Regions from separate parts of the Homo sapiens genome. Here region 2 is linked to region 1. A link is an interaction called in ENCODE POLR2A ChIA-PET data of the cell type or tissue named here. Cell type or tissue: PC-9. All regions are shown on one strand. Each heading gives the region's core, and the rest is flanking DNA. Links, peaks and the distances in the headings are about the cores only. Region 1 overlaps OSBPL9 (oxysterol binding protein like 9). Region 2 overlaps OSBPL9 (oxysterol binding protein like 9).

Region 1 (15,414 bases), core at 6,980-10,979:
TGCCAGGAACAATCCTGGATTATTCCTGTTGTCCTGGCTCAATAATGAATAGATCCCCCTTTCATTCTCAAGCAGTTCTGGTTTAAGGGATGTGGTCACTCTCCGCCACAGCCTAGCCTACAAGGCCCTTAGTGATTTGCTCCATGCCTACCTCTCTATTCTACACTTAAATAGCTTAAGGTTTACCAATTGCCCCAATTTCTCTCCTACCACCATTTTTTGCACATGTTCCCTCTGCCTGAGACATCCTTCCTCTCCCTTTATCTGGGTTTAGAGTATTTTTTTGATTATATCTGGTAAAGCAAAACTCCCTTTGATAATCTATATATGAAATGGTGTTCTGTTGTTAAGAAAAGTTATTTGTTATACTAACCCACAAAAATATCAATGTTTTTCTTTCAACTCCACTTTTATGACCCCCATTGTGCCAACATAATAAACATATACATCTTTCAGTGACCTCTCATGATTTTTTTCTGAAGGTTTCAGATGGTCAGCTTCTTAAAGTTCTATCAGTACTTGAGGTCACCAAGGTGCCTGTTGCTCCAGGGTCACACTATCAAGGCACCAAAAAGAAACTAGAGCTACACAGTCTTGTCCCACTGGATGAATTTCCTGACTTTCTCTCTTTTCGTTTTTTTTCTATACACACAGACATACTTCAGACATGAATCATCATTCTGATGCCAAAGACAGACAGATAGTTTTGCTCTCACGGCTTGGGGTAAAAAAAGAGAAACAAAATTCTGGCTATTTTGGGGCCAATCTCCCTTTGCGAAAAGTAGGCTGGTGAACTGGTTCCAAAGATAATAAAAAAGAATGATGACTCCTCTGAGACATAGATTGCTCACAGGCTCCTAAAAGGAATGTAGACAGTGCTAAGAATACACAGCATAGCTACTCCCATTATAACTCTACAACCACATACTTTTCATCACTGCTTAAATGACATTGGAAGTCTATTTACATTCACATAGTGCATTTAAATGTGGTCCCTGAGATTTAGGCAGAACAGGTCACTACTCTTCTTTAGAGATTAAGAAACTGAGACTCAGGTTTAAAAAAAATTTTTTTTAAGTTTGCCAAAAGTCCAACAACTAAAAGGGAGAAGAATACTAGGTCTTGCAAACCCTGATCCAAAGCCTGTTCTTAACAGGACATGGTGACAGTAAACAATATTCACTAATTACTTCAACAAACTTATTAAATACCTATTCTGGGCCAAGAACAGTAACAGCCAAGGGATACAAAACATGTCTATGCCCTGGAGGAACATACAGTCTAGAGAGGAGTGACAGAATCAATAATATAGAAGGGAGCAGAATGGCTTGCAGTTCAACCTGCTCACTAAAGAAGACGCTGCATGGAGGACCTACTTTAGCATCATTCATTCATTGATTCAACAAGTATTTATTGAATTTCTAGGCACTGGCCTAGATGCCAGTAAGAGAGTGGTAAACAATTTGCTTTGCTTTTGCATTCAATATTTTACCTTCTTATTCCCCCTTACATGAATTGAAAGTATGTAACTTTTCTACATTTTGAGAATTCTTTTGTCTTTTTTACAGATTTGTATGCATTTGGGGGGATTTTCTTTTTGTCTTCTTTATTAATATGCAGGAGTTATTTATATATACACAGAATATTAATCCTTTGCCAACTGATGTATTTTAAGTATTTTCTCTTCTATCCATGAGTTGTCTTTTCCCTTTGACTGTGGTATCTTTTTTTGTTCAAAGGTTTTAAATTTTGAATGTTGTCAAATCCACAAATATTTGCCATTGTGGTTTATGCTTTCTGCTCTATCTTGACATCATAAAGATATCACCTATGCTTTTTTTCTAAGTTTAAAATTTCATTTTATACCTCTTATACATCTGAAATTTGTTTTTGTGTATCACATGGGGTAAAGAGTAATCTTCTTTTTTTCATATGGACACCCAATTGATCCAGTTTCATTTACTAAGTGATAATGTCTGATTTGTAACGCTCTATCATATACCAAATTTCCAGCTTTCTCCAAGACCCAAATCCAAATGGTTCTGTTTTTCAGCTTTCTCTTCCATTCCGCTAATCTATTTCTGTCTCTTATAACACCACCATACCATTTTAATTACCATAGTTTCAGTTAAAAACTTAATATCTGGAGTGGCAAGTCCACCAACTCCTTATTCTTTAAAAATATCTCTCCCCTTTCCCAAATTTTAAATGACTTTTAGAATCACCTTGTCAAGTTCTTTGACAGCCTAATTTTGTTGATTTATGCTTTTTTGAGAAATTATCCATTTTCATATAAGCTTTCAAATTTATTGGCAAAATGTATTTGTAGTAGCTTCCTGACAATTTTTCATCTCTACTATTACGTACTTTTCTTTTTTTCATTCTTAATATTATTTATTTGTGCCTTCGTTTTTTTCCTCCCAATCTAACCAGGGTTTATTTTATTACTTTTTTCACAGAATCACAGTTCAGTTGGTTTATGCTCTCTACTGTTTATTTCCCATTTCATTAGTGTATTCTTTTTGTTATTTTCTTCTTTCTATTTCCTTTGCTATTTCTTTTCTTTACCTAATTTTAAAATTTTAATGTTTAGATCATTAATTCTCAATCTGTCTTGTAATATATTCATTTAAGATTATAAATCAGACTTCCATAGATGCAGTTTTAACATGTGGTTTTCTCATTATCGTTCAGACTTAAATATTTCACAATTTCTATTATCATTTCTACTTCCACCAATGAATTATTCAGAAGTATGTGTGTGAGGTGGGTGGCTACTGTTTCATCAAGGGATTTCTAATTTTTTCCATTGTTGTCAAAGAATGTTATCTATGTGATACTGCGTCTTTGGTATTCTCTTTTTCCATAACAATTTAATTTCTTTTCTTAGTATTCTATGTCTGATATTAATTCTGTTTCCCAGCTTTCTTATGGTTAGCACTTGCCTGGAATATATTCTTCCATCACTTTCTTTTTCATTTAATTTTTAATTTGTAATTATGAAATAGTATAAACATTCATAAAATAGAGCACTAATGACATCTATGTACCAATCACAGAGATTAAATAGATGTTTACATCTTGCCCAAGGGAGGATATTTTCAATATTAAATTCATAGAGAAGAGAAAGAGCTTACAAAAAGGCTACTGAATTAACGAGAAAAGCCACAATGAATAGAGTGACTTTTCACTGTGAAATAACAAGACAATTGATAAAAGTTCTTACAGGATACAGATCCAAGGGAAAAAGGAAGACATTCTTAAGGTTATACATTAACCTAAAAATAACACCTTATTGCATTGTGAAAAAAAAAAGTGATGGTATCAATGAAATAGGGCACTAACAGAAGTCATTACTGAAAATATTAATATTCTGTCATGGTGCACCACCGACCTCTCTTGTGGTAGACTAAAAGAAAAGAGAATAGATAATGCATCTCTCAGGAAATCACATTCAATTCTGATACCTAGCACAACAGGTAAATGGAATACTTAGTTTCACTGGATGGAGTAAAAGAGGGTCACTCTAAATCACATGTAGATTAATAGTTTTCAAAGATGTATAATAAATTTACCATTAAAACTTTGTTTAATATAATTCATTTTTCTTTGGTGATTCCTAAGGCCCTTTAGAATTCTTCAGAATCTGAGATTCATCTGTATTAATAGAAATTATGAATTACAAAAAAAAAACTACCATTCATTTAGATCCTATTAAGCTCCAAACACCGTGTTTGAGTACTTTTCAAAATGTATTAACTAATCTGGTACTCACAACACTATGAGTAAATGGCATGATGTCTATTCCAGAGATATGGGAAATAGGGCTCAGAGCTGAAAAGTTGCCTCAAGTCACAACGCCAGAATGTGGCAGAATCCAAGTCTGAATTTCATTACATACATGCCCTGTATTTGTTTTTGCCACTACACCCTACTTTTTTTTTTTTTTTCTTTGAGACAGGGTCTTGCTCTGTTACCCAGGCTGGAGTGCAGTAGTATGATCTCAGCTCACTGCAGCCTCGACCTCCTGCACTCAAGTGATCCTCCCACCTCAGCCTCCCAAGTAGCTGGGATAGAGGTGTAAGCCACCACACCCAGCCAATTTTGTTCATTTTTTTTGTTTGTTTGTAGAGAAGAGGTCTCATTATGTTGCCCAGGCTGGTCTCAAACTCCTGGACTCAAGTGATCCTCCTGAATCAGCCTCCCAAAGTGCTGGGATTACAGGCATGAGCCACCAAGCCCGGGCCACACTGCCTCTTTAATGTTGTCATGTCTCCATTTTCCAGATATTATCTGAAAATGCCAATGTTTTGTTTTTGACTAGTATGGGAGAGGATCAGACCACAGGACTCAAGCAACATTTTATTTCTTCATCAAGGAAAGGGCACCGTCTAGTGGCACACACTTCATAACCAACACAAAGAAGGTTTTTCACTTTTCTGCTTTCCTCCACTGGTTTGACACTACCTTATAATGACTTACAGTATCTGAATTCACTCTTCTAGTCCAGAGGAATGGGAGCCTAGTAACATTAAGAATTGAACAGGGCTTTGAAATAAGACCCAAGTCCAATCTCAGATTCACCATTCCTATGTGACCTTGATAAGTTACTAAGAGTAGTTTGTGTCTCAGTCTCCTCATCTGCAAAATGAAATATGAGCATTTACCTGACAGGGTTATGATAGGAATGTGTATGAAAATCATCCAGCACAGCACCTGATCTGGGTTTCCTCTATGGTCCCTTTCTCCATTCTCCTTTTATGTACCCTATGTTCATGTGGGTGTTTTGCTTTGTTCTTTTTAGAAAATACATCATACCACTGGCTCACATTATGTTTAAGATAAATAACTCCCACAGTTCTTTTGTATGCAAACCATAGTAAAGGCAAATTTCCCAACATTTACTGATTATTTTCATAAATACATAAAATTAACAATAAGCATTTTTGAGTATTTATTATGTGCCAGGCAACTGTGACACTGAATAGGAACTTATTATCCAAGTGGAGACAACAGAAAAATTAACATGTAATACAATGTAACAAGTAATTTCATGGCTCTAAATTACAAATGTAAAAAAATAGGCCAGGCATGGTCGCTGGTGCCTGTAATTTCCAATGCTTTGGGAGACTGGGTTAGGAGGACTGCCTGAGGTCGGGAGTTAGGAGACTGAGTTAGCAAGACTGCCTGGGCAACACAGTGAGACCTCGTCTCTAAAAAAAAAAAAAATTTTAATTAGCCAGGTGTGGTGGTGCACACCTGTAGTCCTAGCTACTCAGCAGGTTGAGGCAGGAGGATTGCTTGAGGCCAGGAATTTGGGGATGTAGTGAGCTATAATCGCACCATTGCACTCCAGCCTGGGTAAAGAGCAAGATCCTGTCAAAAGTTGGGGGGAGAGCGAGGAGGGGGAGGAGAAGCAGGAGTGGGGGAAGAAGGAAAAAAAAATGTAGAGGATAGGGGAGAATTAAACCTGTTAGAAGTATGCGGATTAGAAAGGCTTCACAGATGAGGTAACATTTGAAAAGTCTCTTAAGCGATGAGCTCATCAGATAGGGGGTGCAGAACTTCCATGATATAAGAAAAAGAAAAAGTCAGAAGCAATGAGGAATGAAGAAGCACAGTGAGGGAAAAGGAAGAAACATAGTGTGATTCAAATATAGGATGGGATGGATGGGGCAAGGGCAAGATCAGTAGTGCAGTCAATGATAGCTCATTAAGCTCATTTGGAATCTAGATGCAGTATCACTACCATATTCATCATCATCATCATCGTTGTCATCCATAGCAGTTACTGTTTCCTATACATACATAATTGCTAAGCCTCATTACAACCGTACCAGTTATATCACGGTATCCTCATAAAAGTTAAGAAATGTGCCCAATGTCAGAGTCAGTAAGGGAAGAGCTGAGTAAAATTCAGCCCCAGGTCTCTCTGATTGTTTCTACACCAGTGGTCCCTCTTGGTTACACAACATAATTACCTGGATAATCTGTTTAAAAATAAAGGTTCCAGAACACTACACTAAAGCAGCCTATCTAGAAGGTGGACTTGGTAACTGTATTGTAAACAAACCCTCAAGATATTTCTTGACTAAAAGCCTCGGCAGTTTAATTTTTGGAAAATACTACAAAGCCTAGTAAAATGCACGTGTGTGCACACAGAGGGACAAACACACACATACATGTTTCTAATTATTAAGTTCCATCTATGTGCCAGGACCTAATCGTCACAAAATTCTGCAAGAAGAGTATTATCTCCACCTTAAAGAAGAGGAAACTAAAGCTCAGGAAGCTTATGATAGCTTCCCTTTTCCACTCAACAAAGGAATGGGTAAAAATGGGAATCAAACACAGGTATATTTGGTTCTTCTCTGTCATGCTGTGTAGTAGGCAGAATTTTAAGAATGACTCTCACAGACCCTTGCCCCTGTATAATCTCCTCCCCTTTGAGTATGGATGAAAACCATGAATATGATATCGCAGGAGTAATTATGTTACATTACATGGCAAAAGGGAGATTATTTGGTGGACCTAATCCGATGTCATCACATGAGGTCTTTTAAAAGCAGAGCATTTTCTGCAGCTGATAGCCGAATGGGAAGTCAGAAAGATTCAGAGCACCAGAAGGATTCAATGCACATCGCTGACATGAAGATGGAGGGGTCTAGGCCACGTGACCAAGAATACGTGCAGCCTCTAGAAGCTGAAAGCAGAACACAACTGACAGCCAACAACAACAAAAAACAAAAAACAAACAGGGCTTCAGTTCTACAATCACAAGGAATTGAATTCTGCAAATGCCCTGAATGAGCCTGGAAGAGGACTCTTCTTCAGAGCCTCCAGATAAGGGCCCAGTCCAGCCAACTCCTTGATTTCAGTCATACGAGACCTTAAGCACAAAACCCAACAGAGATGTCTGACCTATAAAACTGTGAAATATATGGGTGTTTTTGTGTGTATGGTAAAACATACTAACATGAAATTTATTATTTCAACCATTTCTAAGTGTATAGTTCAGTGGCATAAAGGACATTCACATTGTTCATGATGTGATGATCACCATCATCACCATCCATCTCCAGAGCTTTTTCATCTTTCCAAACTGAAAACTCCATACTCATTAAACACTAAGTCCCCATCTCCCGTACTCCCAACCCCTGGAAACCACCATTCTACTTTCTGTCTCTGATTTTGGCTACTCTAGGAATCCCACATAAGTGGAATCATACCCTTTTTGTCTTTTTGTAACTGGCTTATTTCACTTAGTCTAGTGTCCTCAAGGTTCATCTATGTTGCAGCATGTGTCAGAATCTCCTTCCTTTATAAGACTGAATAATAATAATAATAATAATAGACTGTATTTATATACCACATTTTTTATCCATTCATCAGTGGATGGCCACTTGGATCCTTTCCACCTCTTGGCTACTGTGAATATTGCAAATAATGCTATGAATATTGCAAATAATGCTATATATCCATGTTATATATCCTATGAACATGGATATATAAGCATCTGTTTCAGTCCCTGTTTCCAATTCTTTTGGAAATATACATATAAACACATATATAAGTGGTTGTTTTTGAAGCCAATTCATTACCTTTAAAATTTGGTAAATAATAGGAAATAATCAAGCAGTCATCTTGCCTATTTTAACTGCACCACTGGGTAACCAAATAATAGATGAAATGTCTCCTTATAAAATTATTTCTGATAAAAATTAAAACAAAATGATAGCCTGTCATTATTTTGCAACCCTCAGTGAGTTAATGGGTGTAGGTACTGAACATCAATAGCTGCTAATATCAACAAAGGGCAAAAACTAGACACTATGTTCTTCCTGCTAAAAGAACACACCACCACCTACAGTCTTGCCAAAGGGATCAAACCTAAGTCTGATCCAGTCTCTGGATCCAGCTGCCAATTTGCAGCAAAAACAATGGACAGAGGAATGTAGTGAACTGCACCACCGTGCAATCAGTAAAATCTATACTATGGAAAATTCTTATAGGTCAAAGGGTCTGGATTCCTTTTTTTTTTTTCTTTTTTTTCAGATAGGGTCTCAGGGTCTCACTCTGTCACCCAGGCTGGAAGGCAGTGGCACAATTATGGCTCACTACAGCCTTGACTTCCTGGGCTCAAGTGATCCTCCTGCCTCAGTCTCTCAAGTAGCTGGGACTATAGGCATGTGTCACCACATCCAGCTAATTTTTTAAATTTTTTGTAGAGATGGGGATCTCACTATGTTTCCCAGGCTGGTCTCGAACTACTGGGCTCAAATGATCCTCTGCCTCGCTCGGTCTCCCAGTGTTGGGATTAAAGGCGTGAGCTCCAGCACCCAGCCGGTCCAGATTCTTCAACAGACAAATTGTAAACAAAAGACATCAAGTTAAACAAATAGGTAAGAAAACTATAGGACTTAGGGATACACATTTGGGTAAAAAAGTTATAACCAAATGTAAGAAGTGATTACTTTAGGAGACATATAAGGGATGTAATTTATTTAATTGGGGCACGTGGAGAGGCTTCAGGTATAGCTGACAAAATTCTATTTCTTAAGGTGGTAGTTAGAAGGGTTAATAATTAATTAAGCTACATTTAAAAGCAAAAACAAAAAAATAAAGACAGACAAAACCAGTGGATTAACTGTAACAATGAGACAGTGGCCTAAATCCAAATGGAATTCAACTGCAGTGCTCTGTCAAGACAGTTCTGCTAAAGTCTCACTACTGAACTTATCTCAAGCCAAAAGAGCAGTTAATACCAGACTGACTGGTGACTGAGGTCAACAGCAAGTGCTTAGAAAAGTAATTACACCAAACAGACAAAAGAGAAACCAAAGGAAAATTTTAGAAAAAAAAAAACAAAAACTAGAAGTTGAATTTTTAAAAATCTTTGTGCTATCACATATATACCATCTGATTGAAACAAGCCTGTCTCATTTCCATCCTGCAAATCTCCCATACCTACTCCTATCTCAGTGCCAGGATTTTTCTATTATAATTTGGTGTCTTTCTCAGCGGTATTTCCCAGTTCTATCAAGGACTGTTAACAAGGGCAATAATATGTTTACCAAATATATTCACATCTTCAAAAGTAAGGATGCAGAAAAAAAGGTGGAAGAAAGAAGTCAACAGGGTCCTGAAGAAAAGGTTCCTAGAAGCTGATTAACCTAGTTATGATAGAGGCCACTTTTCTTCATATACAATGGGATACTAGAAACTGCATCCCTAGCCATGCATTCTTTCTTGCCTTTACCTATTTGAACAATGGTGGAAACTGAAAGCAGCATGAAGCTATAGGTCTGCACCATAAGGCAGCCACTAGTCACATGTGGCTATTGATCCCCTTCTCTGAAGTACAGCTAGTCCTAATTGAGATGTACCCTTTGTGTAAAAAACACACTGGATTTTGAATAGTTAGTATGGAAAGAAAGATTGTAAAATATCTTAATTTTTTTTTATTAATCACATGTTAAAATAACAATATTTCAGATATACTGACCTAGATAAAATATTAATTTTGCCTGTTTCTTTTTACTTTTGAAATGTGGCTTACTAGAAAATCTTAAATTATAGATGTGGCTAACATTGTATTTCTACTGGACAGCACTGCTATATATACCATGATTAAATAGTGCTGAACAGGAAAAACAAAGCAGCGGCAGCTAACAGTTGGGATTTTTCCATTTTTTCTACTGTTGATATACCACCAACACCATAACTCACTTAATTTCCAGCCCTTGTCTCTTGTCTGTAAAGTAGAGGTTTAAGAAAATCAGAACATGCATTAAGTCATAAATACAACATTGAATCATGGGCCAAAATAACTGAGTTCTAGTCCTGGTTCTGATACTGACTAACAGTTACTTGGAGAAATCACATTTTCTCTCTGAGACTTAGATACCTGCCCCAACAATTATGTAAGGAAGCTAAACTAAATTTAGACTTCCATAATTCTATCAGAATACAATTTTCTTCTGTCAAAATTGATTTTCATAAAAATGAATAAATACTCACTCTGAGTCTAACACATCCTCTGCGAGAGCCTCTCATCATTTTGTCCTTGGACTAAAAGAAAAACAAAGCATTCAATGAATAAAACATTAACAGACTGGTAAATTGTTTTTAGAATCATCTGGGGATAAAAGGACAAGATTTACAGTAATACCCATCCCTTCTGCCAATTTCTCTTCCAAAAAGAAATTACTTATGGATAGGAAAATAAACAGATTTTAAATGAAAATGTCATACAGTCTATATAAATTAACCTAATCATAGAACTTTACACATACCTTTAATGTAACATATATTACATCATTATTTTCATTCCTTCTTCATTCCCTTAAGTACGAATGTTTCTCATACTTTAGAGAGTCAGAGAACCACCTAGAAGGCTAAGAATCACCTGGAGGTTTAAGAATCACTCCCAGATAATTATTTTTTTTTGTTTTGTTTTGAGATGGAGTCCCGCTTTGTCGCCCAGGCTGGAGTGCAATGTCTCAATCTTGGCTCACTGCAACCTCCGCCTCCTGGGTTCAAGCGATTCTCCTGCCTCAGCCTCCAGAGTAGCTGGGATTACAGGCACCCGCCACCATGCTCGGCTAATTTTTGTGTTTTTGATAGAGACGGGGTTTCACCATGTTGGCCAGGCTGGTCTCGAACTCCTGACCTCAGGTGATCCACCCACCTCGGCCTCCCAAAGTGCTGTGATTACAGGCGTGAGTCACCGCACCCAGCTGCCCCCAGATAATTATGACAAAGGCAAACAGAAGACCATACCTCAAGAAGTATTGCTTTAGCTTTACCTCTGCAATTCCCCAAATGGGTAACATTTTTTGCTTCTGTGACTTCTCATCCAATGTCCCTCAGTTTGGAATTTTCTTGACCCAAATGTTCTGCCTCGTTGTCATTCCAAGCACCTTAGCTCTGTCTGATTTAGATTTCCACCCTGGGCTCCCAGAGTCTTCTGTGTGTTCCCCTGTTGTGGCATGCATCACCCTGTGTTATAATTGCTGGTTTACTTCACCCACAAGACTACACATACCTTAGGGGGTAGGAATTGTATCTGACTTATGCCTCAGAACAGTGTCTGGTACACATCAGGTGCTCAAAAAACATTTACTGATGAAATGTAACTTAGCCTTTCTGTGTCTCTTACTAAACTGAGCCAAGCAAAGCCTATGTTATGCAAAAGTGCTATGTTTACATTCAGTAAATATTCCTAAGAGTAAATTAGTCATGTGCAATACAACAAAGTAACATCTCAAATAATGGAAGTTGAACAAATACTTAATACTTGAACAACTGGTATTTTCCTGTACTCCACCTGTGTGAGAAAGCAGCAAAACAAGCCAATATTGAATGATTATGTTTTAAAGATGATTATCCCACATGAAACTATAGATGCCCTACATCCAAAGTCTTGAGCCGTAAGAATTCATGTTCAGAAGTGATTACCGAGATACTAAACAGAGTATTCTTTTTGTTCTAACTATAAATATCAGGAATCATATATTTTAGGAAAAAAATTTCTCAATACCAAGCAGAGTTGAAAAGAGTTCTTTACTAATAACACAGTGAAAGAAAACAGTTGATGAAAACATTCCTTAAGCATTTAGTCGCCCTTTTACTGTACCCTATACTTATCTTCCCTTCAAGTGTAAAGGAAATACACAAAAATAATAATTAGATTTGAAAATCCCTGATGAGGTTAGAATGCAAAATTAACCCAAACAAGGTAAGAATATATTCATCCTTGATCCTCTTCTACTATAACACAATTTTTTAAATAAAATTACAGTAAACAGAAAAAAGGCAAGACAGGTCCCAGTGGTAATACAACTATTAGGGTTACAAATTAAACAACATTAAGAGGGCCAATTATAATCCTAGTCGTTTCCTAATTTCCTAATCCAGCACTTTGGGAGTCCAAGGCAAGAGGGTCACTTGGGCCCAGGAGTTTGAGGTCGGCCTGGGCAACATGGCGAAACTCTATCTCTACAAAAAATACAAAATATTAGCTAGGTGTGGTGGTACACACCTATAGTCCCAGCTCTCAGGAGGCTGAGAGGTGGGAGGACTGCTTGAGCCAAGGAGGTCAAGGCTGCAGTGAGCCATGACCACACCCCTGCACTCTAGCCTGGGTGACAGAGCAAAACCCTTTTTTCAACAACAACAAAAAAGAAAAAACTAAGAGAGATAACTGAAAATAATTAAAACAAATACAACCAGGAAATAATCACGCAAATCCAGAATGTGTGACATTCTACAAAACAACTGGCTTAGATTCTTGCAAAATGTAAAAAAAAAAAAAAAAAAAAAAGACTAACATGTAAACAATCGTAATAGAGCAAAAATAAGTGCTGTGGACTCCAGAAGGCTCCTCCCAGTCAAGGAAAAAGATCAGGGAAGGAAGCAAAACTGAAATGATCAGGTTTCAAGTTTCAACCTGGGGCTTTAAAAAAGAAAGAAAGAAAAAAGAAATCTGATAAAAAGAAAGGGAAGGTAGTGGGGGAAAGGCCATTCCAAGACAAGGAAACAACATCAGCGAAGGCACAGATGTAGAAAACTTTACTTTCCTATTCATAGGAGAGTAGATGTACAGACAAGAGCACAGGGTGCAGACAGGAACTTACAGATAAGACTGAAGGCCAGGAACAGTGGCTCACGCTTGTAATCCCAACACTTTGGGAGACTGAGGTGGGCAGATCACTTGAGTGAGGCCAGGAGTTCAAGGCCAGCCTGGCTAACGTGGTGAAACCCTATCTCTACTAAAAATACAAAAATTAGCTGGGCATGGTGGTGCACACCTGTAATCCCAGCTACTTGGGAGGCTGAAGTAGGAGAATCCCTTGAACCTGGGAGGCGGAGGTTGCAGTGAGCAGAGATGGCACTGCTGCACTCCATCCTGGGAAACAGTGTGACTGTTTCAAAAAAATTAAAATTAAACATTTTTTAAAATGAGGCTGAAAAGAAGATTACAGGGACCAGATCCTGAAGGGTCTGAAAAAAAACATGGAGTAGTTAAGGAAATTTAACTTTATTCAATAGTTAATGGGGAGCTACTAAAGGTTTACAAAGAGGGCAATAGCATTCTTAAAGGTGTGTTTTAGAAAAATAACACCGTTAAATAAGAGGACTTGGAGAAAGGGATAATAGCAACATTAATAATAACAATAGCAGAAGCAGCAGATCCTCACTCATTGCTGCCCCTTATGTAACAGGCACTTTATATACAGTAAACCTTACAAGCCTTTGCATGGTAAGAATTATTCCTATATTAAAAATGAAAATGACACTAGGGATATCAAGTAAGTTACCCAGTGTTACATATGTAAAATGTGGCTGAGTTGCACAGTTGGAGATGCCTGTCCGGCAAATCATTCTCCCAGACCTTATCTGAGCTGTAATAGCATCAAATTATCCTCTTTCACAATAGCACAGGGCCCTCTCCCTCCCTCTCTCCACTCAGCTTTAATGCGGGGCTATAGGGAAGCTGGTGTGACTGCTTTCACCAGACACAGCCTTTTCTGATAAAGGAAGCTGACCAATCACAGGACCCACTACCCCACAGGGCAGGACAGAGTCATCTCCCAGGAAGTTTTTCAACCGGGGCAAAGGGAAGAGCTCCCTCCTATCTGCTCTTGAAGCTGTGAGGTACAGAGGCCACTGGTCCTGTGCCTTCTATGCGAAGAAAGCAAGCCTACACAGCAAGAGAAGCACAGAGATAAGGAGGAAAGTCCCAGCTGCCAGTGATCTTCAGCTACCTCCTGGTCTGAAGCAAATCTGTCTAAGCCAATGCCATTCACCAAATATTAGGTTATTTCTGATGAATCCTAGTAGCTTCTGGTAATGAAAGAAAGGTAGCTGACATAACGCCAGCAATCTTCCTACTGAGTGTTATCTTACCAATGTTCTGAAACCTGCTAACAAATGTCCTTTTTCAAGCAAATTGGCACAAATAGATATGTGGTCTACAGCCCAGTAACTGTCACTCTCTCTGCCTCCAGCTACAAGGCCCGGTACCTTAAAAAAGGACCACTCTGAAATGAATGCTACTGTCTTTTCAGCTGGATGACAAAACAGGATTACCCCCATGAAGTGGGAATATCGAACTGATATGTTCTACTCAGAAGGGGTTCTCGGGCTACTCCTGAGCTCAAGCAATCCACCTGCCTCAGCCTCCCAAAGTGCTGGGACTACAGGTGCGAGCCACTGTGCCTAGCCAAAAGTTGGTTCTTTAAAAAATCAACAAAATTGATAAATCATTAGCTAGACTGACCAAGGAAAAAAAAGGGGATTCAAAGTACTAAAATCAGGAATGAAAGAAAAAAAACATTATTACCAATCTTACAAAAACAAAAAAATTCTAAGGAAATACAAGGAACAACAAATTAGATGAAACCAATAAATTCCAAGAAAGATATAAACTGCCAAAACTGACTAAAGAAAAAATAGAAAATCTGAATAGACGTAAAATAAGTAAAAAGACTGAATTAGTAATCAAAAAACTTCTCACAAAGAAAAGCGCAGGCCCAGATGGTGAGTTCTATAAAATGTTTAAAGAATTAACGACATACCTTCACAAACTCTTCCAAAATATAGAAGAGCGAACACTTTCCAATTTTTTCTATAAAGCTAGTATTATTCTAATACCAAAACCAGAAAAAAAATCGTACGTAAAAAACAGTATCTGTTTCTAATATAGATGGACAAATTCTCAACAAAATACTAGCGAACAAAATCCAGCAAGATATAAAAAGGATTATATACTATGACCAAGTGGGATTTATCCCAAGAATACAAGGTTGAGTCAACGTATAAGAAACAATCAATATAATATACCATATTAATAAAATAAAGAACAAAAATCACATGATCATCTCAAAAGACACAGAAAACGTACTTTTAAAAAAATCTAACACCATTTCATGATAAAAACCACTCAACAAACTAGAAACAGAAGGGAACTTCTTTGAGTTAATAAGGGGCATCTATGAAAAGCCCAAGGTAACCGCATATGTAATGATGAAAGATTAAAAGCTTTATACCTAAGAACAAGACAAAAATGTCTTATCTTGCTACTCCTGCTCAACACTGTACTGGAGGTACTAGCCAGAGAAATCAGGCAAGAAAAGGAAATAAAGGCATCTAGATTAGAAAGGAAGAGTTTAAAGTATTTCTGTTTGAAGAAGACATAACCTTCCATATAGAAAATCCTAGGGGGCTGGGTGCAATGGATCACACCTGTAATCCCAGCACTTTGGGAGGCTGCAACAGGTGGATCACTTGAGGTCAGAAGTTCAAGACCAGCCTGGCCAACATGGTGAAACCCCATGTCTACTAAAAATACAAAAATTAGCTGGGAGTGGTGGGCGCCTGTAGTCCCAGCTACTCAGGAGGCTGAGGCTA
Region 2 (15,414 bases), core at 3,765-7,764, 130 kb before region 1:
CCATAAACCCCTAACCTAATGTTAGATGCATTGTAGTGCTTTTGACACTTCAAATTCTCTAGGTCCAAAATGCAGTTAACTGGCTCCTCCTGTTAATTTCATAACATCTTTCCTCTGTTTAAGAACACTGAGTGGGCAGTAGTACAGAGTGCAAGTTCTTTGAAGGAAAGGTCTATCTTAACTCATTTTGGTATCTCTGGTGCCAGGCAGTCAGTAAATTTTATTATACAAAATCTTCAACTGTGTGTGTATGGAAACACACAGTTTAGTGCTTCATTTTATAAACATACGCCACATACCTAACATTTACTGGGTTCTTACTATGTGCCAGGCATTGTTTTACATATATTATTCTCAAGTGTTTTGAGAGCAGAGAGAAAAGTAAAAATGATTATAATTACCTATACTGCTGGGAGAAGGTGGGGGAAGGAAAGAAAAAGCTTGCCCTGAAGAGATGACATACACTGGAGCTGTCCTAAAGTTCCAGCTCTAATATACTGTAGAAGGAAATGCATTATGAAGGAAGTACTAATGAAGGAAGCCAGAAAAAGGGATAGAGTACAATCTAATGTAGCCTAAAACAAGTGGCAAAATAGAGGATCTTACCCCTGTTGCATATTTTGCATACATCACACCATTCCATTCCCCTTCAATTGAGCAAAAAGACTTCTTGTCATTTGGAGAACTGAACAGAAAAGGAAATACTTGTGTTAGTCTCAAGTTGAAAATTCTACCAAAGAATCTGCTCAGTGTGGCCCAACTACAGAGTAGAGCACAGAAGAGCAACTGTGAAGTTTTTGATGAAAGCATCTTAACAGAACTGGACTCCCCAGGGCTAACTATAAGAATGAGGGCCTTCAACAGGACGCTTATGAACTTGAGATCCCAAGAATGGTGGGTTTGGGCAAGAACGTCCTATTCTGGGTGCAAGGACCATAACAGAGTTGGCAAATTCCCTATCCTCAAGCTGTTCACAGCGTAGTGGAGAGAGACGTAACCACCATTGAAATTCTAGGTGGTAAGTGCTGTGGTGAGCTTACATGGGCACTGGGGGTCAGGGAAGGCTTTGCTTAAGAATATAATGCAGGCTTTCATCCTCAGGTTGAAAGGGACCTCTGTGCCAGATGGTGTGAATACTTTCCCTGAGCAAGGATCCATTCTGCAAAAGCCGTAACAGACCTCTACTTGGACACACAACTATGGAATGTGAGAAGATAAGCAACACAGCAAAGGCCTGGTTAGGAAGGGCAAGGCATAAACAGGATTGAAAGAGGCCAGAAAAGGGAGACATGACCAGGGCAGAGGGAGGAGAGCTGCTATCAACGCCTGAAACTTTCTTTCCCACTGTCCCCTTCCCCCCCAGTTAAGGGTTCCAGAGGCAGAGAGAGTCATGGTGCCATCACTATAGACTTTCCACTGACTGGCACAGTCATCTGCACGTGACCCAAGAGTGTCAAGTGGAAGCAAGCCAGATGCGTGCAAAATGTGATGGTTACTGTTTTTCCCCAGCAAAGGCACAGAAAAAGGGATAGCTGTGAGGACCAGGAGGCAGTGCTGCAGGGGTCACAAAGTCTGCTGTAAGGACCAGCTCATCATTCAATCTGGCAAGAATAAATTAGGGATCCATAATCTGGTTTAGCTAGGCAACCTAGGAAGGCCTCTTTTAGTTCAACATTGCAAGTCAGGTTTTTAGGAAGGAAACCTATCAATGACCTCTGACTGCTCTGAATATATGTTTTAGGTCTTCTTCTGATATGGGACTTCAGCAAAAGACATGACACATAAAATGTGAAACACGCTTACAAAGACAGAACCATTCTTTCACACTCCTAATCCAGAAGCTGTAGTTCAAGACAAAAGGCAGTTATTTCAGAAAAGCATAAGAGCTCTAAGGCAGAAAAAATACCTACAAAATCTCGGCAGTAATTCTGTGCTTCTTGCCCCCATAGAAGGGTTTAGTGTGGAAGATGATATTTGCACTATAGCCTGTTTTGGAACAATTAATATTGCATTCTCCTCCTAATTCCACCCAGGGCACTGTGAGGATAGACCTGCAAAATCAAAAGTTTTTAGGTAAGGTTGACAGTTAAGAGGAAGAGGGGGAAGGGGCATGTCTCAAGGAACAGCAGAGTCTACTGCTGATCAGAGGAAATGGACACACTTGCCTTCCATAGCCATTGGGGAATGTGAGAATGTAATGTTCATCATAGTCTAGACATGAGACACAGCCTGTGGAGAGAAGGGACAGAATCTCTGATGAGTAGTGCCAAGTGGCCACAAGGCTTTCTTGTCGAGCTGATGGTTACTCCAGGATACTCCATTCAATTTAGGGATAACCTATCTAGTTCCCCACCCTTTGCTCTCACCCCCAATACCAATGCTTAGTTGCTAACAATGACATCTAGTCTAGCCATTTTCATAAAATTCTCCTATAACATTGTAGTCCACCCAATGCCAACACACTTACCCTGCCCTATGTTGTGCACCCCAATTGACATCCCAAGGAATTTTGATTTGGTCCAGATATGAGCATTGAATTGTATCTTCTTGTTAAAACACTCAGCATAAAAGGCTGAAACTGAATAGAAATTTTCAATTAGTAGATTATATATACCTACAGCCACCTCTCCAAAATCACATAACCTGGGGAAATAATTGGCTTCATGGGGAAATCCTTTACCCTTCAAACAGCCTCCAATTACGCCAGGAGGTACCTACCTGCCTTTTATACCCTTTTCCCCAATGCAAGCATTCATTCAGAGCCACGTGGGCAGGATCATCCCTGAAATGATGCTGTGGCCAACCCAGGAAGCTTAAAACCAAAAGGGCTATCTGTTCTGGTCTGCAAGTACACCCAGGCTCCAGCCCCAACCTAGGCCCAGCCAGTGTTTCCAGTTTTAATACTGCACTAAACAAACCAGATGTTGAGGGTATGTACAGTTGACCCTCCATATCCATGGGTTTTGTACCCACAGATTCAGCCAACTGTGGATCTAAAATATACAGAGGCTGGGCTCAGTGGCTAACGCCTGCAATCCCAGTACTTTGGGAGGCCAAGACGGGAGGATCACTTGGGGCCAGGAATTTGAGACCAGCCTGGGCAACATAGTGATACACTGACTCTAAAAAAAAAAAAAAAAAAATAAGAAAATTAGTTGGGTGTGGTGGCACATGTCCATAGTCCCAGCTAACTGGGAGGCTGAGGTGGGAGGATCATGTGAGCCCAGGAGGCTGCAGTGAGCTATGATTGTGCCACTGCATTCCACCCTGGGGGACAGAGCAAGACCCTGTCTCAAAAGAAAAAATTTAAAAATACAAAATAAAAATAATACAAATAAATAGTGAAACAACTATTTACATAGCATTTACATTGTATTAGGTATTATAAGTAATCTAGAGATGACTCAAGTATACAGGAGGGTGTGCATAGGTTATATGAATATAAAAGACACCATTTTATGTAAGAGACTTCAGCATCCTCGGTTTTGGTATCTGCAGTATGCCAGGAATATACTGTGTAGAAACTACGTATCACTTATATAAACTGTCTCACAGTTGCTGAGGTCTCTACAGCACAAATTACTATATATAAGATGACTCTGGAAGCATTAAAAGTTGGTTTCCTAAATCCCTTCTTTTTATACGCACTTAATTTGTGAAGCTAAGAGTCTGGAGCTTACAAAAGGAAAAGATATGAGGAACAAATCAACTTGAGTTTCCACTTCAGGGAATAAGAAACACACAGCTAGTCACACAACTGACAGTACCCTCAGCTATGGCGCTTTTAATGACCCTCTTTAGACAGAATAGTTTTGAGAGCACAGGTTGCAGAGGAGCTCTGTAACTTACTGGGTGGATGATGGGAAACCTGCTCAGCCACAAATGTTACACTGTTTTTGGAAACCCAGGGAACTGGTCCTTCTGAAACTAGTTCCTGCAAGCAAATATAACATAATTTTCTTTTGATGAGAAAACACAAATGACATTTCAGAGAATCTGGTAATTGGGGTCTCTGCTCGCTCTACACACACCAAGCACCCTATATATATATTTCTATTGTAGAACTTAACTACAATATTTTAATTGCTTTGTGTCAGTCTCCCTGACTAGACTAAGACATTCTTAAAGGCAAGGATTGTGTGCCTCATTCAGGGCTGACAAGAGTAGGCACTTATCAATGTCTGCCAAATGAATAAGAACAGACACATACTTGTCTGTCTTCAGTATGGACTATACGTAGTGCATCACTTGGAGAGGGAAATATATGGAGAATCATGTTTACTGACAGATTATTATGTGTCAGGTGCTGTGGGCTATGGTTTTGTTTTTTTTACTTCTTAAAGCCTTTTTACATGCATTTGAGTCTTCCCTGCTGGTCATTTTCTTCAACCACTAAATTTGTTGGAGCCTCAGAGCCAGTTCTGGGTTACCTACTCTTCTGTAGCTATGCTGTCTTCCTAAATAATTTTATCCAATCCTAGAGCTTTAAAATGTCATCTAAATACACTATACTCTTTGAAAGCCCCATCCCCATCTCAGACCTCTCCCTAAACTCCACACTCTTAAATTCCATCTCCCTACTTGACAGCTTCACAGACCTCTAAAACTTTATATTTTATATTAGCTTTTGATTTTTCCCTCCCCAAATCCAATCTTTTCCTTATCAGTAAATGACACTGCCACTGCTTACATCCACATGCAAGGATTCATCTCTGATGTCTCCTTTCCCTTACCTCCCCCAATCCATCAATCAGTTCTACCTCCAAAATAAAGCTTGAATCACCATGTCTCTCTTGGAATAATGTCAAAACCTCCACAATGGTCTTCATGCTTCTATATTTGCCCCTTCTCAATTTATTTTTCACAAAATCATTCTATTGATCTTCTCAAAACAAAAATGAGATCCTGAAAAGCCATAAAATTATATTATGGTCTACAAGACCTTGCAAGATCTGATTTCTACATCCCCATCCTCATCTCATCCTACTCTTTTTCCTCCTTCTCACTACATTCAAACTATGCTGCTCTAACAACAATTTCTTCTATGGGTGGTGACCATCTTTTGATCATTGCTTTCATCATTATTATTTGCCCCTAAATAAAATCTTGAATCAGTATACAATTAAGATAATTTAAAAATGTCAATGCAGAACTCACTGTGTTCTCTTCAGTATCATTTGGTAATGTCCAATGACACTGAAAAATCTCGCCCAAAATGGGATTGTATGGCTTTTTGGCAACTGATCCTTTCCTTCCCGCATGAAAGGCTGAGAGGTACCATTTCACAACCTGAACCATTCGATCCTTGGGATCCTTCTGGTCACTAATGCTGCAAGGGAGAAAGACAAAATTTAATGTCCTGCTTTCTGGTACAAGACAAGATGATGCAACAACCCCCAGCATGGTCCACCTAAGTCAGGCTGAGAGGACTGAGGACCTAGGACCAGGAGTTAGCTTACAGTTTCATTTTAAAATTGAGTATAATATATATAATTAAATGCATTGGTCTTAGTGGTTTTTTCTTTTTTTTTTAATTTCAACAGGTTTTTGGGGAACAGGTGGTGTGTTTGGTTACATGGATAACTTCTTCAGTGGTGATTTCTGAGATTTTGGTGCACCCATCACCCAAGCAGTGTACACTATATCCAATGTGTAGTCTTTTATCCTTCACACCCCTCCCACCCTTCCCCTTGAAGCCCCAAAGTCCACTGTATCATTCTTTCTTTTTGAGACGGAGTCTCGCTCTGTCACCCAGGCTGGAGTGCAGTGGCGTGATCTCGGCTCACTGTAACCTCACCTCCCAGGTTCAAGCAATTCTCTGCCTCAGCCTCCCGAGTAGCTGGGATTACAGGTGCTTGCCACCAGCTTGGTTTTTCATTCCTGAGTCTCTTCATTTAGCATAATGGTTTCCAACTCCATCTAGATTGCTGTGAATGCCATTATTTCGTTCCTTTTTATGGCTGAGTAGCATTCCACAGTATATATATGCCACGTTTTCTTTATTTGCTTGTTGATTGATGGGCATTTGGGCTAGTTCCATTTTTGCAATTGCAAATTGTGCTGCTATAAACATGTGTGTGCATGTGTCTTTTTCATATAATGACTTCTTTTCCTCTGAGTAAATACCCAGGAGTGGGACTGCTGAATCAAATGGTGGATCTACTTTCAGTTCTTTACGGCATCTCTATTCTGTTTTCCATAGTGGTTGTACTAGTTTACATTCCCACCAGCAGTGTAAAAGTGTTCCCTTTCCACCATATCCACATCAACATCTATTTTTTTTTTTTTTAATATGGCCATTCTTGCAGGAGTAAGGTGGTATTATTGCATTGTGGTTTTGATTTGCATTTCCCTGATAATTAGTGATGTTGAGCATTTTTTCATGTTTGTTGGCCTTTTTTTTTTTTTTCTTTTTGAGATGGAGTCTCGCTCTGTTGTCCAGGCTGGAGTGCAGTGGCGCGATCTTGGCTCACTGCAAGCTCCACCTGCCGGGTTCACGCCATTCTCCTGCCTCAGCCTCCCCAGTAGCTGGGACTACAGGCACCTGCCACCACGCCCAGCTAATTTTTTTGTATTTTTAGTAGAGACGGGGTTTCACTGTGTTAGCCAGGATGGTCTCACTCTCCTGACCTCGTGATCCACCTGCCTTGGCCTCCCAAAATGCTGGGATTACAGGTGTGAGCCACCGCGCCCGGCCAACCATTTATTTTATTATCATTATCTTCTTTTGATAATTGTCTATTCATGTCCTTAGCCCACTTTTTGATGGGATTATTTGTTTTTGTTTTTGTTTTTTTTTCTTCCTGATCTGTTTGAGTTCCTTGTAGATTCTGGATATTAGTCCTTTGCCAGATGCATAGTTTGCGAATATTTTCTCCTACTCTCTGGGTTGTCTGTTTACTCTGTTATTTCTTTTGCTGTGCAGAAACTTTTTAATTTGACTAAGTTCCATCTATTTATCTTTGTTGCATTCACTTTTGGATTATTGGTCATAAAGTCTTTGCCTAGGCCAATGTCCAGAAGTTTTTCCAATGTTATCTTCTAGAATTTTTATGATTTTAGGTCTTAGATTTAAGTCTCTGATATATGTTGAGTTGATTTTTGTATAAGGTGAGTGATGTGGATCCAATTTCATTCTTCTACATGTGGCTTGCTAGTTATCCCAGCACCATTTGTTGAGAAGGGTGTCCTTTTCCCACTTTATGTTTTTGTTTGCTTTGTCAAAGATCAGTTGGCTGTATTTGGCTTTATTTCTGGGTTCTCTATTCTGTTCCATTGGTCTATGTGCCTGGGTCTTAGTGTTTTGCTTGAGGATTTGACAAACGTATATATCTATTTAATTAATCGTCACTTAATCAAAAAACAGAATATTTCCATTAATCCAGAAAGTTTCCATATCTCCCTTTCCAAACAATCGCCACATCTTACTTACTCTGAGGCAAACACTGCTTCTGGTTTCTAGTATCATAGATTAAGTCCATGTAAGTGCATTGCTTAATTGCCAAATAATTGGAGATTTTCTGTATGTTATCAATTACTAATTTAATTCATGGGTGTAGAATATACACCCTGTATGATTCCAATTATTTTAAATTTATTAAGACTTCCCTATATATGTTCTATCTTGATAAACATTTCACATGCACCTGGAAAAGACTCTGTGTTATACAATTGTTGGGTAGTGTTTAGAAAGGCCAACTGGGTCAAGTTGATTTGATATGCTGTTTAAATCTTCTATAGCCTTCCTGATTTTTTGGGGGGGCGGGGAGGTGGTGAAGGCAGAGGCTACTTGCTTCATGAGACCCTGACGGATGAATTTGTGGACTTGGCTATTTCTCTTTTTAGTCAATTTTTGTTGCTGCATGTATTTTGAAGCTGTGTTATTAGGTACATACATATTTAGGAGTATTATTTATTCTTGATAAATAGATGCTTTTATCATTACAAAATATTCCTATTTGTCTCTAATAATATTTCTTGTCTTAAAAGTCTCCTTTGATACTTATACAGATACACCAGTTTTTGCTATGTTTAGTGTTTTGCATAGTATCTCATTTTCCATCCTTTTACTTTTAACCAGTGTCTTTAAAGTTTCTCTCTTGAAAATATCATATAGATAAATCCTGCTTTTTTAATCCAGTCTGACATTAAATGGAGTGGTAACTGTTGATATAGTTGGGATTAACTCTACCATTTTAATAGGTTTTCTACATGCCCCCTTTGTTCCTTGTTCATGCCATTATTTCTCCTTTTCTCCTTTCTTAGAATTAATGGAGTATTTGTATGATTCCGTTTAATCTTATCTACTGGCTTTTGAACTGTACTTTTATTTTTTTTAAGACAGGGTCTTGCTCTGTCACCCAAGCTGCAGTGGTGTGATTATAGCTCACAGTCCCAGCCTCAAATTGCTGGGACTGCATGACCCTCCTGCCTTAGCCTCCCAAGTAGCTGGAACTACAGGTGCACACCACCAAGCCTGGCTTATTATTAAAAATTTTTTTTTGTAGGGACAGGGTTGTGCTGTGTTGCCCTGGCTGGTCTCAAACTCCTGGCTTCAAGCAATCCTTCTACTTTGGCCTCCCAAAGTGCTGGGATTACAGGCATGAGCCACTGCAACTGGCCTGTAAATAGTTCTGGGGGCCTCAAAGTTTAAATTCTCACACATAAAAACTACCCTTAAATCTCAAATCTATACCCAATGAACAACTGGTACGTTCCATTTTTGCTTACACGTTACTAATAAATGCTTAAATTTTACTTCTTAAATTATCTGTTAATTTAAACACTGCCATATTTATTTAAATTTCTGCCTTTGGGGAATTGGTTATTCTTTTAAATCTTCATCAAGAAAAAAAAAATATATATTTATCAATGTCAGCCAATGTATCCACCCAGCAAGAAACTTCAGTGATATGTATCTAGCTTCAGTAAACCACAGTCTGAGACTAAGGAATGCAGAGAAGACGAACTAACAACATTCCCCATTACAAAAAAATTTCCTGCTACCAGCGAAAGGCAATGTGAACTCACCTCCTTGTAAATCAATTTCACCTTTACATTACTTCTATCTCATACATATACACATATATAATATTGCAAGCTTTATATTTAAAATTTATAAATCATCTATAATTTGGATACTATATTGTAAGCTCAAGGGCAGACATGACTTTTCCTTTCTCCAACTTGTAAGAAAGTGCCTAGCAAACAACAGGTGCTTTGGAAAGGTTTGCTGAACTCAGAAAATTAAGCTTCATTAGGATATAGTACAAATAATTTGACAGTGATTGCCAGTGCCTGGATTAAATAAACTTATACCATTGGCCTTGTGAATATTGGCTACCTATTAACGGGCTCTTGAGAATTTTTTAAAGTGTTAAACTTGGTTGCCTAACATCGCCACCATATAACTTTAAGCAAACAGGCAACCAGTGTAAACACATTATTCAATACCACAGAATACCCAGAAATGTTTGAAAGGTGACAAGGAATCCATCTATCCTGCAAAATAAAAGGCAGAAAGCTGCTGAGTAACATCTGTAAACGTTGGAAACTACCATGTTCAGTCAAATACCTCACAAACAGGTCCGGATGTGCAAAAAAGTCTGCATACATTTCTAAAAGAGATCTTCTTTCAAGAATAAACGTTGGAAGAACTACCTGAAAAACATACACATTTGACCCTTGAAGATCAAATTTCTCTTCAGATAAACAGACTAAAAAAAAAAAAAAGAAAACAAAACAAAACACCACCTCATTCAAATCATGGTAACATCCACCACATATTGCCCAGGCATGCTCCAAAAACTAATTCTCAACCTGTCAGATTCAGAAATGACCATTAACCTGCCTAGCAGATCAAAAACAGAGAAAGACTTTTGAATGTTCAAATGTCACTTCCTCTGTGAAACTTCCTTTTTCTCCCTAAGTATAGTAACAACAACAAACTACTCAACAAACTCACTCAGAGGAATCCTTTGATGCCTCCTATCTGCTGGACATTACATATACATTATTTTATTATTTGTATATTACATACATATTATATTACAATAGCCCTATGATGAAGAAATTATTACAGTGAAGAAATATGAAGCTCAGCGTCCCACTATTAATTGTCCCATTATTAATGTGGAATTCAAACTGGATCTGAGTTTGGGGCGTGTGTGCACTTTCTACTGCTGTTGCTCTATCATCATTAGACAAGTGTATAGGAAATACATGATGAGCACCTACAATCCAAGAATTAAGTTTTATTCACACTCGCGCTCTCACTACTATTTACACAGTAAGAAACTTTTAAATGAGCAATTAAAGGAATAAACAAAAAGAAGAAAAGAATACAGACTGGGAACCAACAAACTGGAATACGGGAAGACATGAGAAAGATGATTAACCAATGAAAAAAAGAGAAGAATTTCATTAGAGAATGGGAATGGGAGAAGAGTTTTTGAAATGAGTATCAGATTATCAATTATTCATTACGAAGTAGAACACCCCAGAGTAAGCAAAAATTTCTTAACATTTAGTAATAACTACATATCCACTATATTCAAGGTCCTGTGTTAAAAGCTGTGGTGGAGGCTGGGCATACTGGCTTGTGCCTATAATCCCAGCACTTTGGGAGGCTGAGGTGGGTGGATCACCCGAGGTCAGGAGTTCGAGACCAGCCTGGCCAACACAGTGAAACCCCGTCTCTACTAAAAATACAAAAATTACCTGAGTGTGGTGGCGCACACCCGTAGTCCCAGCTACTCGAGAGGCTGAGGCAGGAGAATCACTTGAACCCAGGAGGCAGAGGTTGCCGTGAGCCAAGATTGCACCACTATACTCCAGCCTGGGTGACAGAGCAAGACCCCATCTCTAAATAAATAAATAAATAAATAAATGCAAGCAAGCTATGGTGGAGACAAAGGTAAGTATGAGAGAATAACAAGAGCATTTAAATTGTAGGTGGAATGTGACAAACATCATACAAGAATGCTCTAAGCACCCTGGAAGTTCAGTTCAAGGAAAGATCATGCTCTGTTTGGGGGAACAGAATGAGGGCAGAGCTGGGAAACAATTTATTGAGGTGGCACTAGAGAAAAGCCTTAAAGAAGAGTAAGGCTGTGATAAAAGAACAAGACATGGAGACGGGAGAAAAAAAAAAAGACAAGGAAAGGATAGGAAGAGGGGTGTGACAGGGATTAATCAGTGAACCAGTGTGGCTGGACATATAATGAAAATATAAAGTGGGCTGATGAACACAAGCTTGGAAAGGGACACTAAGACTGTAACACTTAGAATCTCTATTATCAGACTCTCAGCATTTAAATTTTAGGTAAACATTTTTCTTCCACAGAACATGTAAATTCATAATCCAAATAGGGTTAGATTAGCAGGGAAGCTTATATACTGCCTTGGTACAACTTCTTACCACTTTAGATAACGCAGAATTATAAACCACCGAGTAAAAATGCTGAAGAAGAAAACATGGATAAATACCTTTAATGTATAAACAGCTCTTACAACTCAAGATGAAGATCACTACTCCAGTAGATAAATGGACAAAGGAACTGAACAGCCAAAAAACATTTTTAAAAAGTTTAATTTCACACGTAATTTAAAAAAAATAAATATTTTTTTCTTCTACTTAGGATTTTTCTGAGAACTCTTATTTAACAGATTTTCTTCAATGTTTGTAGTGCTATACTGATACATGCTATTAAGTCAAACTGCTGTAACAGTGATGAAGAGAGCTGGGTTTAGCTGTCTTCAACCTGGGTTCAAGAGCTTGTTTAGCCTCTTCTTAGCTGTGAGGAGGCCCTGAAAAATTAACTCAATTTCTCTAAGTACCTGAAAAGGAAGATAATTACATGCCCTGCTTATATGTTAGGGTTCTTTTATTTTAAAGACTGAGTGAGGTTAAATGGGATGTGACTGTGTAGTATTTTTAAAAACTACAAAGTATTTGGAAAACAAACTCTTTTTGGAAAGTATCTGAAGTGAGAAAACATTCTTATAAAAGACACAAATTTAAGGCATTATTGTAACAATACTTTGGAATGCATAAAAGGAACCAAGATTTCAGAATCTGTTGGCAATCACAGCCATTTGTGCCAATAAAAATTTCAAAAATGACTTATTTTAAACACATTCAGTAAAAAATAATTATGATAATATCATTTATAATATAACAAGCTTTTAGCAGCTATGGACTCAAATATGGTTTATTTGGCAGAGAAAATTATGTGAGGCAAGAATTACAAACTTGATTGTGGCAAATACATCTGGTTGCCTCTCCCCATCCATGCTTCACCCCCAAGAACTCTGATTCAGTTCAGGTTCAGCTGTGGGCTGCCATGGCCTTCTCTTCCACGTCTCAAGGGGTGAATGTGGATTCATTTAAACCAATCATTTAGCCTCCCCCTTGCCAGTGGCAGGTTTAGGCACGAGCATATGCCTGATACTGGCCAATGAGATTCAACAGGAAGCCTAATGAGCCACTCCTGGAAAACAACGTCCTTCCTAACAACAACAACAACAACAACAACAACAACAACAACAACGCCAGCAGCTGTACAATCTAATGATTACTGAAGCAATTCCGGGGACAAACTCCTGCAAATGTTCTCCTACCTAGAACATTCCTAGTAAGTGTGTTGGGCTCCACAAATAAAAGTTGTCCTTGTGTCTCTGTTCTCACTTAGATTAGGGGTAAAAGGTTTTATTACAGACACTTACTTGAAGGTATTATGAATTAGTCTTTTTCTTAATGGCCCTCTAAATCCAAAACAAAAAGGAGTTCACTACTGACAAAGACTATAACACTGGAATTGATTTTGCCCTAACAAAAGTGAGAACTCTAAATTTAATCAACTCCCCAAAGCTCGGCAGAACAATAATCAATATGAAAGTTAATACAGTTCAAGCCTTCAAGACAAAGGCAGTAGTGGAAAGATTACAGGTTTTAAAATCATGGAGCAGATTAGAATCTCAGTCTGCCACTTAATATGACTTAACACGACTCAGCCACATTACTTAACTTCTGAGTTTTAGTTTCCTGATGAAATGAAGTTAATAACACCTACTCTGTGGTACTGTGGTGAGAATTAAGTGAAAGGAGGGGGTTTTCTAGCACAGTGGCAGGAATATACAAAGGCACCCATACACCAGTCTCCTAATTCAAGCATGCATTCTGTTGAGAGCTCCAAGTTTAAATTCAAATTCAAATCCAGACTATGGTAATTTTGCATGACTCAATATGTGTCATTTTGCGTGCCTGTAGTCCCAGCTACCAAGGAGGCTGAGGCAGGAGAATCGCTTGAACCTGGGAGACAGAGGTCACAAATATGTCACAATTTTACATTTACTACCTCTTCCAATCCTTACAATAACCCTCTGAAACAGGTTACTATGTGTCCAATTTGCATAGAGAACCCTGAAGTCCACAGAGGAAGAAACAGAAGAAACTCACTGAAGACCGTGCGTGGTTTGCTAATATTAGAGGTAGGACGAAAACACAGATCCTCTGACCCTAAGATTAGAACTCTACCAAATCTTAATCCATACAACTCATACACACTGTTCTCTATGAAATTATCCTAGCTTGACTTATTTCATCATTTATAAAATTTTGTTTACTTATCTACATCTATATTAAATCACAAGAAGACACAGGTATAAAAAGAAATTATGTCATTTTACTACATTTGCAGGCACACTCACCACGCAATCACTGAGAATCCATACATACCCACACAGACTTACAGCAAATTTGGTCTTACCTTAGTAAGATCCATTCCAAGTCTAACCTGCGACAAGAGATGCATGATAACGCTCTTGTGCTCCTCCACAGACCCTGCCTCCGCATCATCATCTCTGTCATCATGTGAATCAAACAGGTCTAAAATAAAGCAGATCTTATTAGAATGGTGCTAAATTGGGCCAATCTGTCCTGATACTAGAATTACAATTTTGTTTGTTTGTTTGTTTGAGATGGAGTCTCATTCTTTCGCCCAGGCTGGAGTGCAATGGCACGATCTTGGCTCACTGTAAACCTCCATCTTCCAGGTTCAAGCAATTCTCCTGAATCAGCCTCCTTGGCAGCTGGGATTACAGGCACGCACCACCATGCCCAGCTAATTTTTTGTATTTTTTTAGTAGAGATGGGGTTTCACCATGTTGGTCAGGCTGGTCTTGAACTCCGGACCTCAAGTGATCTGCCCACCTCGGTCTCCCAAAGTGCTGGGATTACGGCATGAGCCACCACATCTGGCCACAAATATTTTTAAAGAAAAAAAAGTTAAATTATCAAAGGTCACTTACCAGCATCACTTGTTCCATTGGACAAGGAAGAATTAAGTGATTCTGTGGTATCTGGGCGTTTTAGACTATTTCCCGAGCTGCTGTGTGTCAGGACTGAGGCAGATCCAGAAGAACTATAAAAACATTAATTACCTTATTTAAGCTAAAGAAAGCAATTTAGAATCATAGTAAGCTAGACTCGTACAGTTAGCTGGTTACATGCATGCATATATATGCTTTAGAATTCTCTTGATGACAAGGTCTCTTGTCTTATCCTTTATGCACAGGATGTGCTCAACAAAGCCATGTTGATAGTCAAGACCTAGAAGTCATCAAAAATTAGTGAGATCTTTGCCTCTGCATTTAAGTTTAAAACTAGAGTTCCTTTTATGATTTTGTTACTGGGTATAAATCTAAATATGTCACAATTCTTGGCAACAATTCCAGAAACGGCAAGTCTCAGAAACATGTCTTGTCTTTATGTTTGAGATCCTTTAATAAAAGCCCACATTGGTATTAACACTCTTCCTAATCATTAAAAAACTGTACTTGAAATTATAAAATAAAAAAACATCTTATTTATGCAAGTAAATTCATGCTAACTGGCTTTTATGAGCCAGTTAACAGGTCTAAAGAAAGATTATTCTATTATTAATAGATTATCATACCTGTGATCATAATTTACCGATGGAAGTGTGTGTGTGTGCGCGCACACGCACGTATATTTATATTTTTCTTAAGAGACAAGGTCTCCTTATGTTGCCCAGGATGGACTCGAACTCCTGGCCTCAAGTGATCCTCCCACCTCAGCCACCCAAGTCACTGGGTTTACAGGTGTGAGCCACCACACCCAGTTGGTATTTGTATATAAATAAAGGAAAAATAAAAAAGGCACACAATTTACTTATTAAATGTAAAAATTGAAATCAAATTTCTCACGCTTTAGATATTTATAAAACAGTACACATGAGTCTTATTACAACTCTACACGTGCGAAAACATGTATTCTAATCTAATCATAATTTGCCCTTGTTACTTAACTTCTTTTAATTTTTTTAAATTAATAAACTTTATTTTTAGAGCAGTTTTAGGTTCATGGCAAAACTGAACAGAAAATATAGACAG

The links. ChIA-PET counts read pairs that join two places held together with the same protein. Peaks named below come from ENCODE experiments on the same cell type or tissue, not always from the same donor. Only the 100,000 strongest peaks of a DNase experiment are listed, where the experiment ranks them.
Region 2: POLR2A ChIA-PET joins it to region 1 with 19 read pairs; 5 of 35 experiments call an interaction of 5 or more read pairs at or near these places.

Annotation. Positions count from the first base shown.
Region 1 is chr1:51,646,648-51,662,061 of GRCh38, reverse strand. OSBPL9 (oxysterol binding protein like 9) reads right to left here. Exons shown (of 24, transcript NM_024586.6): 2 at 10,021-10,071. Among named protein-coding and RNA genes, the nearest start is that of OSBPL9, 37 kb to the right of the region's middle. RefSeq lists a silencer at 14,034-14,242. In PC-9, for the core only: no CTCF peak of the experiment used is centred there; no DNase peak of the experiment used is centred there; H3K27ac peaks cover 735 bases.
Region 2 is chr1:51,771,079-51,786,492 of GRCh38, reverse strand. It overlaps OSBPL9 (oxysterol binding protein like 9), which reads right to left. Exons shown (of 24, transcript NM_024586.6): 13 at 14,311-14,423; 14 at 13,770-13,888; 15 at 9,575-9,660; 16 at 5,158-5,329; 17 at 3,850-3,934; 18 at 2,468-2,578; 19 at 2,166-2,229; 20 at 1,911-2,051; 21 at 607-685. Among named protein-coding and RNA genes, the nearest start is that of MIR761, 58 kb to the left of the region's middle. RefSeq lists a silencer at 982-1,276. In PC-9, for the core only: no CTCF peak of the experiment used is centred there; no DNase peak of the experiment used is centred there.